2 separate regions of the Homo sapiens genome follow, and region 1 is linked to region 2. The links are chromatin contacts, found by Hi-C or POLR2A ChIA-PET in ENCODE. All regions are on one chromosome and are shown on one strand. The core of a region is the stretch at or near the end of the contact, and the rest is flanking DNA. Distances in the headings are between cores, read along the strand shown. Region 1 has its middle 130 kb from the start of MIR4290. Region 2 holds the start of GADD45G (growth arrest and DNA damage inducible gamma).

Region 1 (3,811 bases), core at 890-3,389, 290 kb after region 2:
ATAGTCAATTATGTATGCGTCTTGCACTCAGTAAATCAGCACTTTATGTAAGTTAAGGTGAACATAGAGCAGCTACCTGTGGAGATACTTAACCTTTTATCTGTAGCTATCTGCTTAGGAACAAAAGGAAAGGCAACTTCTTCCACGACTCAGCTTTCAGCTTAATTTTTTTTTCTTTTGGCACAGTAAATTGTGGACCCAAATTTTAATTTTCCTTTTCAAAGCCTAATCCAATATAGCCACTGTCCTATAAGAAGGGGAGATGAGGACACAGATACCCACAGAGGGAGGGATGACCATGTGGGGATGCAGGAAGAAGACGCCATCTACAAGCCAAGGAGTGAGGCCTCTGGAGAAACCAGCCCTGCTGACACCTTGCTCTGGTACTTCCAGCCTCCAGGGCTGAGAGGATAAATGCGGGTAGTTTCACCCCTCAGCTCTGTGGTGCTTTGCTATAGCAGCCCAGGCTGACTGTTAGATCTTCCCTGCCCCAAGCGCAGATGGCGGGATGGAATAAGGCAGGGCTCCTCCCTTACGGCCAGGCTCTTCCCCCAGCACTGGGAGTAACCCTCACCTTCCCTCCTCCCACTCTTGGTTCCCTCCAAGGCCCTCAGATGGGTAGTAGCCCTGACAGCTCCTCCACTCCTGGGGAGGTGACCCAGTGGAGGTGGAAGAGGAAATAATTTAGAGAAAGAGAGAAAGTTTGTAGAGATGAGGCTGAAGGAAGATGTCCTCCTTCCCAGCCTCCAAGAGGTGGACAATAGCATTAACTTCTGGGTGGAAGGAGGTGCTTCCCTTGTTCACTGGACCTACTTGCTCAAGGAGTGCCCTGGACAGACGCGGGCCGAGGCATGGCCTCCAGTGGCAGGTGTCCTGCTGGAGACACACTTCAGCTGGTGTCAGCATCAGAAACTCTGATTGTCCAAACTCTGGAGTCATTAGAAGAGCAAACGGCCAGCCATGGAGGCTTCTGCAGTGTGAGCTTCCAGCCCGGGTGGCATGGCTATTTCCAAAGTAAATAAGCAAACCTCTTGTGCCAGGGTTATGAAGTTTTTAATAGATAAGCTGGGAATTGGGAGCCCCTGGAAGGCCCCGCTCCAGTGCTGGGGAGCCCTTCTCTGGCATCTGCCTCTCAGGTTGCTCTGCCTTATCCTCAGGGTTCTCCTGCACCCGGGGCCAGAGAGCCTTGCCTGCCACGGGCAGGGCCCTTCCCCACACGCTGGTCCTGCACCAGCTCAGGCCAAACTTGACCACAGTGTTGTGCTAGGTGCCCAGGAGAGCAGGCAGGATGGCGTGAATGCCCCCCAAGCTGACTGTGGAACTTGGAAGGACAAGCCACTGCGCCTGACTTTGCCGCCCTCAGGGAGGACGTCGGGGTGTTTGCCCATGGGCTTGCTCCACTGGGGGTGTTGTCACACATTCTGATGCCCCTGAGCCCCTTGGCTCCTGGTTGAGTGGCTCACTGGGCATGACAGTGGACTCAGAGCCCATTGGTACATGAGGGACCCTCCTCCAGGCTCAGGTGCCAGTTCTACTGGCACCTTGACCTACACAGTGCCGGGTGGCTTGGGCGGTGGTAAGGAAAGATTATGAGCAGCACAGTCCTTTACAAAATGCAACGCGGCGTTACCCAGATATCTTACTGAGAATTAAAATGTAAAATTTCTTCATTTCAAATTTAATATTGTAACTAAAAGTCCTTTCCAGGACCAGGATTTCCACTGGTTGTGCCCTGGTGATCGTAGGAGTATTTCCATATCTGATCACTCACAATGCTCGCCTGGCTGGGAGGCCCAGTTCCAGTGCCCTCCCGCAGGGACAGGGAGGACAGGTGGGTGGGGCCTCGTATCTGGCTGGACCTGGAGGGGCTGGCCATGAGAAGGGAGGCTGGCCACAGGGCCCACCCGGCTCTTGTCTGGGGATGATGTGGTGGAGGCCATGGTCTGTTCTATCAGCTTGTGGGAGGTTTGGGGCAGGACAGGGGAGATAGGCATTCAAGGACCATGGCAATCTCTGGAGAAGGCATTCACAGGGCCCATGGCCTCCAGCCATTTGATCGTGATATTCTGGCTTGTGGGGAAAAGTAAAACTCAGAGGACAGCAAGTAGCCAAGGCTTTGAATGGGTCTGTGGCCAAGCTCAGGCTAAGATCCCTGGTACGTCATGCTGCTCCTGTTTGCTGGGGGCCTTGGCCCTGCCTCCACCGTCAGGGGTCACCCTGCTTGGCTGGCCTTACTGTACTTGGCCTGGAACTGTGTATAGGGAGATTGAAGCCAGAGCACACTTCTTGCAGCCTTTTCCTTCAAGCTTTTGAAGAAAATAACTTTTTACAGATGGGCCTTGGCCAGGGACAGAAGCATGTTTTGTGTTAAAACAATGGTTGCATTTTCCCCAGGAAACAGCGCCAAGTTACCAGGCCACTTTGCCTTGGCAGGGCCTCCTATCCCAGGGTGGACTCTGGCCCACACCAGGGCTGTGTCTCCATCACCCTGTCATGGCAAGAAAAAGAGAAAACACCCAAGACGTGAAGCAGGCTTGCCTGCTCCTACCTGCCCTGCAAGCTTGTCTCTGCCCCAAGCCCCCAACCCTGTCCCCTGAGCTTCTCTTTACCCCAGACTTGGCTCTTGTCCTGGTGAGAGTGTGCTCTCTGAGCCCCAGAGAGTGAGTGGCATTCAGAGAGTGTCTGAGGACACAGAATTATGAAATCATACTTGGGAAACCACCCAGAGGCAAGCGCTTGGAAAGACTCCTGTTTTTATTTCTTCCCCCGCTCTACCTCTATATAATAGTCTTATGTTATTTTCTCTTTATAGTTTGAGACAGCAGCATCAATCCATGCAAAGTCCCATTTATTTCCAATACCCTATTCCTGTTTCAACTCCATTTTCCAGAGGCCGTCATGCTCATATGCTATGCACTATAAATGTGTAAGTATCCTTGCTAAGTGGTGTTTTGTACATTTACATTACCTTTTTTTTTTTGAGATGGAGTTTTGCTCTTGTTGCCCAGGCTGGAGTGCAATGGCATGATCTCGGCTCACTGCAACCTCCGCCTCCCGGGTTCAAGTGATTCTCCTGCCTCAGCCTCCCGAGTAGCTGGGATTACAGGCATGCACCACCACGCCCGGCTAATTTTGTTTTTTCAGTAGAGACGGGGTTTCTCCATGTTGGTCAGGCTGATCTCGAACTCCCGACCTCAGTTGATCCGCCTGCCTTGGCCTCCCAAAGTGTTGGGATTACAGGTGTGAGCCACCGCGCCTGGCCTACATTGCTTTTTAATCCATGTAGAATGTAAATACTATGCTTCTTTTTCTGCTCCTTCCTGTGTACGTAGTCACCGTGTGTGTGCGTGTTCTTGTGTGTGTGTATGTCACTGTTGGCTGTCCGTACATCTAGCTGTTGCTTCTGACATAGTCTGCATCACCCACACTTTGCTAATCCATTCCCCTCCACTGCCACTGACAATGCAGTCATGAAAGTCTGCAAAGATGTCTCATGTAGACCTGTTGGTGAAGGCTCCAGAAGAGGAAGCCACCCCAGAAGTGGAGTTGCTGGCTCAGTGCTAAACACGATTGGTTTTCTAAGCAATGCCTGGCTGCTTTCAGCAACACTTGTGGCTTTGTTCATGAGTATGGCAACTTCCATTTTCACTAATCTTTTATTGGTGTCACTCAGTGTATTCGTGGCTTTGCCAATCTGAGGTGTGTATAGGTCCAAAGTGCTATCTCCCTGCTCTCGTAATTCGCACGTCTCCTATTAACAGTGATTTTGAACATCTCTGAGTACACTTGTTGGTGATTTGGCCATCTTCAC
Region 2 (4,189 bases), core at 1,636-4,135:
GTGGTGGTGGGTCTGCTGGAAGGCCACCTTTGCCTGCAGACAAAATTGTTCTTCCCAATTGAGATGGGGGCTTTGGGGCCATTGGGACTGACATAACAAAGCAAAGTGAGGCTGTATCATATGTCAAAAAGGCAGTTTCCTGAAATTGAATACTTTAAAAATGTGAGCAGAGTAGAACAGCCCCAGGGGTCGTCAATCATCTCTTCTGGTCCAGGCTAGCTCAGGAGGGACTGGAAATGCACCCACCCCCAACTCGAAGCCGGGAGTGTTCATTAGTGGCCTTCCTCTCGGAGGAGGGGCTGAGGCTTCAGGCCTAGCCTTTGTTTTCTCTGGCCTGGCATGTAGGCAGATTTTTAGCGTCATAAATTGGAGAGGTGGGTGCTAGCATGTTAAGTAAATCTTATTTCCAGCATGTCCTGGGGACCTGGGACTAATACATTTTAAGAAATGTTTAATAGTAGGCCGGGTGCGGTTGCTCATGCCTGTAATCCCAGCACTTTGGGAGGCCGAGGTGGGTGGATCACGAGGTCAGGAGTTTGAGACCAGCCTGGCCAACATGGTGAAACTCTGTTTCTACTAAAAATACAAAAATTAGCCCGGCGTGGTGGCGCACCTGTAGTCCCAGCTACTCGGGAGGCTGAAGCAGAAGGATCGCTTGAACCCGGGAGGCGGAGGTTGCAGTGAGCCGAGATTGTGCCACCGCACTCCAGCCTGGGCAACCGAGCGAGACTCCGTCTCAAAAAAGAAAAGAAAAGAAAAGAAAAGTTTAATAGTTTTAAAAGAGTAATACCTATATTCCAATCACTTAAAATTAACATATTTTATCCAATCAAGGCATATCATCATTTTATACATCAAGAAAGAAAAGAAACTAGCGAACAAACGGGGCATAATGCCGCCTGGCTCCGCTTCCCCCTCCCCTCTCCCCCCGTCCTTAGGAGACACCTCTGGAGTTCAGAAATGCTAGGAGAGCAAGCTCTTCATTCTTAGAATCCAGGAAGGGCCGGGCTTTTGCAGCTCTCCTCTGCCAGGAAGCCGCTGGGGGGCGCAAGACGCCAGCTTCTCACCTTGGCAGAAGTGCCTGCCTGCAAGCGCAGAATGGAAACTTCCCCATAACAAATTCAGAAGTACCTTGTACATTCACCACCCACCTGAAGAAAGCCTGAATGAAAGGAACAAAGCCACGGCGTTGTTTACTTTCCCATTATCGCCCCAGTCTTGCGGCAGGGCCCGGGTTTCCATCCAATCCACCCGGCCCGCCACTGTCCTGGCCAGTCTCCAAGGCTTCACCCAAAAAAAGGAAGCAATGAGGTGTCCCCCAGCGCGCCTTTTCACGTAGCACAGAAGGTGCTCAGTGGGTGAATCCTCTGAAAGTGCCAGCGTGTATGGTCAAACGGCAGCAACCTCTAGCCTATTAAACTCTCCCAAGATCTCTTCCAGACTTATTCCATTGCCGGAAAAAAGGCTTTTTACATATGCGCATTTAAGTAATTAAGATATTTCAACATGGTATAAGACGTAGGGGCTCTTACTCCATCAGTACTGGATGGGAATTTCCTTTTGCCCTCTACTCCCCAGGGTAACTGCAGTCCCACCTGAATGCGTTTTGCAGCCCTTACTCGGGTTCTATTTATGCGCAGCTTGGACAGGGCTCACTGGGCCCGGCCGGGCAGCTCCGTGGCCGTCCCTCTCCACCGCCCTTCCCCCGCGCCAGGCCAATGCAAGGGTGTGTGTGTTGGGGGGAGGGGAGGACAAAAGGGGTTCAGGATCTTTTTAACCTGCCTGCAGATGGCGCCCCGGGAAAGATTCCGAGCTGCATTACCTAAGCTCCAGGGGCTGCAGCCGCGGGGTCCCGGCCACAGGGCGTCCAGCCGCGAAGACTGCACAGCAGCTCTCCGTCCTTCCCAACTCGCGCGGCTGTTCGGCACCCGTGCGAGGAACGGATGGAAGGGAATTACTTGTAGCAGGGCCAGTACTGGGGGCGTGCACTCAGGGACCACGGAGTGGCACTCAGCCTCGACCCCACGCGCCAGGCAGCCCGGCGACCCCCACGCGCGGCGGGGTCCTGCCCACCCCACCCGGCGGCAGGTGGACAGTGTTGCTATGAAGAGAAAGCCTCGATTGTCCCTACAGCAAACCGCCACACGCCAGACCTCTGCTATTGTGCGCCCTCCATAGAAATGCAAACGAGCGGCGTGCGCCGGCCGCAATCTGCTCGTCCCCGCCCGCCCCCGTCTCCCGCGCCCCGCCGCGCTCGGCCAAGGGCGGGGAGGTGGGGTGGGATCTTCCAGAGACGGCTCAATGTACACATTGAGTATGCCTGGCAGGCATCACCAGCGCGCTCGGGACGCTAGTGGTCAGCTGCAGGGGGCTGTGCCCACTGCCTTTTGCAAGCCTCTAACTGGCGCTACCTGTTTTTACCTTAATTTCTGGCTCCAATGCAACAGTCTCATAGACTTCAAATTAAAGAAAAGAAACAAATAGAAAGGTAGCAATACAAAATGCAAAAAAAAATCCCTTTGCTTCTATAAAGGTGCTTTTCGCAAATTGCAGCATCATATAAGCAAACAAGGTTTTTGTGGGTTGGGTTTTTTCTTTTTTTTTTTTTTTTACTTTTTCCTTTTAAGGACTTCAAAAAAAAAAAAAAGCCAGGCGAGATGAAATCTGCAGGCTCCAGTCTGCCTGGTAACACCCCAACAAAAGCGGCAGATTTGAGGCATTGTCATCCCCCGCACCCCTCCCCACGTGGCCTTCTGGCACGAGCCGCTGGCTCGCCGCCTCATTTACATCAGAAAGCGGGTGCCGGCCAATAGGCGCGCAGCCTCGCGCCAGCTGGCGGCGCCGCACCCACCAGCCTATATAAGGGCGCGCAGCGTAGTAGGGGCGCACTCGCTGGTGGTGGGCGCGCCGTGCTGAGCTCTGGCTGTCAGTGTGTTCGCCCGCGTCCCCTCCGCGCTCTCCGCTTGTGGATAACTAGCTGCTGGTTGATCGCACTATGACTCTGGAAGAAGTCCGCGGCCAGGACACAGTTCCGGAAAGCACAGCCAGGTGGGTTTCAGGGCGCTGAGAAAGCCGCTGGTCGGTCGGCGACCGTCAGGGTTTTCCAGGGTGGGAATCCGCGGGGTAGGAGGGGAGCGCGGGGGTCCGGGCGCCAGATCCCGGTTGGAGAGCCGGGGTGCAGGCGCTGAGCCGGGATTGGAGTGTGGTTGGAGTTGGGGAGCCAAGGGTGTGTGCCGGTGGCCGGGGCTGGGGTCTCCGCCGCGCCCTCCGGCCGGCTCCCGCTCACTGCGCTGGCTCCTCCGCAGGATGCAGGGTGCCGGGAAAGCGCTGCATGAGTTGCTGCTGTCGGCGCAGCGTCAGGGCTGCCTCACTGCCGGCGTCTACGAGTCAGCCAAAGTCTTGAACGTGTAAGTGTAGACGCGGCCCAGGCTGGGAGACAGGGGCGGGGGTGAATGGCGAGGAGACTGGCGGATGGGAGGGGTGGCGGCGGGAGAACTCGGCTAGCCGGTTCTGACCTAGGTCCCCGCCTTGCCCTCGCAGGGACCCCGACAATGTGACCTTCTGTGTGCTGGCTGCGGGTGAGGAGGACGAGGGCGACATCGCGCTGCAGATCCATTTTACGCTGATCCAGGCTTTCTGCTGCGAGAACGACATCGACATAGTGCGCGTGGGCGATGTGCAGCGGCTGGCGGCTATCGTGGGCGCCGGCGAGGAGGCGGGTGCGCCGGGCGACCTGCACTGCATCCTCATTTCGGTGAGTACAGTCCCGTCCTGTCCCCGCCCCAGTGTCGTTCCCGCCTCGGCCCGCGGCCAGCCAGGCTGACCCTGCTCTCTCTCCGCAGAACCCCAACGAGGACGCCTGGAAGGATCCCGCCTTGGAGAAGCTCAGCCTGTTTTGCGAGGAGAGCCGCAGCGTTAACGACTGGGTGCCCAGCATCACCCTCCCCGAGTGACAGCCCGGCGGGGACCTTGGTCTGATCGACGTGGTGACGCCCCGGGGCGCCTAGAGCGCGGCTGGCTCTGTGGAGGGGCCCTCCGAGGGTGCCCGAGTGCGGCGTGGAGACTGGCAGGCGGGGGGGGCGCCTGGAGAGCGAGGAGGCGCGGCCTCCCGAGGAGGGGCCCGGTGGCGGCAGGGCCAGGCTGGTCCGAGCTGAGGACTCTGCAAGTGTCTGGAGCGGCTGCTCGCCCA

What was found. Hi-C counts contacts between places; a loop is a spot of excess contacts on that map. ChIA-PET counts read pairs that join two places held with the same protein, here RNA polymerase II (POLR2A). Pooled maps may share reads with other maps.
Region 1: a loop to region 2 is called in a map of sigmoid colon, with 10 times the contacts of the local background. The contact joins the enhancer-like site here to the promoter of GADD45G in region 2. A Hi-C loop is called at or near these places in 7 of 168 maps with a recorded cell type or tissue (CD4-positive, alpha-beta memory T cell, OCI-LY7, dorsolateral prefrontal cortex and 4 more) and 14 of 50 pooled maps. POLR2A ChIA-PET finds 5 or more read pairs at or near these places in 5 of 52 experiments (H1, MCF 10A, RWPE1 and 2 more).

The regions. Positions count from the first base shown.
Region 1 is chr9:89,889,557-89,893,367 of GRCh38, forward strand. No RefSeq gene overlaps it. Among named protein-coding and RNA genes, the nearest start is that of MIR4290, 130 kb to the right of the region's middle. Within about 2 kb of position 2,140, at least 19 of the 41 ENCODE cell types and tissues checked have a DNase peak (open chromatin) inside an H3K27ac peak, as active enhancers do; they include dorsolateral prefrontal cortex, sigmoid colon and transverse colon, where a contact is called at or near this core.
Region 2 is chr9:89,602,127-89,606,315 of GRCh38, forward strand. It overlaps GADD45G (growth arrest and DNA damage inducible gamma), which reads left to right and starts at 2,886. Exons shown (of 4, transcript NM_006705.4): 1 at 2,886-3,048; 2 at 3,306-3,407; 3 at 3,541-3,754; 4 at 3,843-4,189. The coding sequence starts at 2,996. The coding sequence ends at 3,953. LOC105376139 (a long non-coding RNA gene) reads right to left here and starts at 2,890. Exons shown (of 2, transcript XR_930105.3): 1 at 614-2,890. RefSeq lists an enhancer at 1,697-2,595 and a silencer at 2,206-2,255.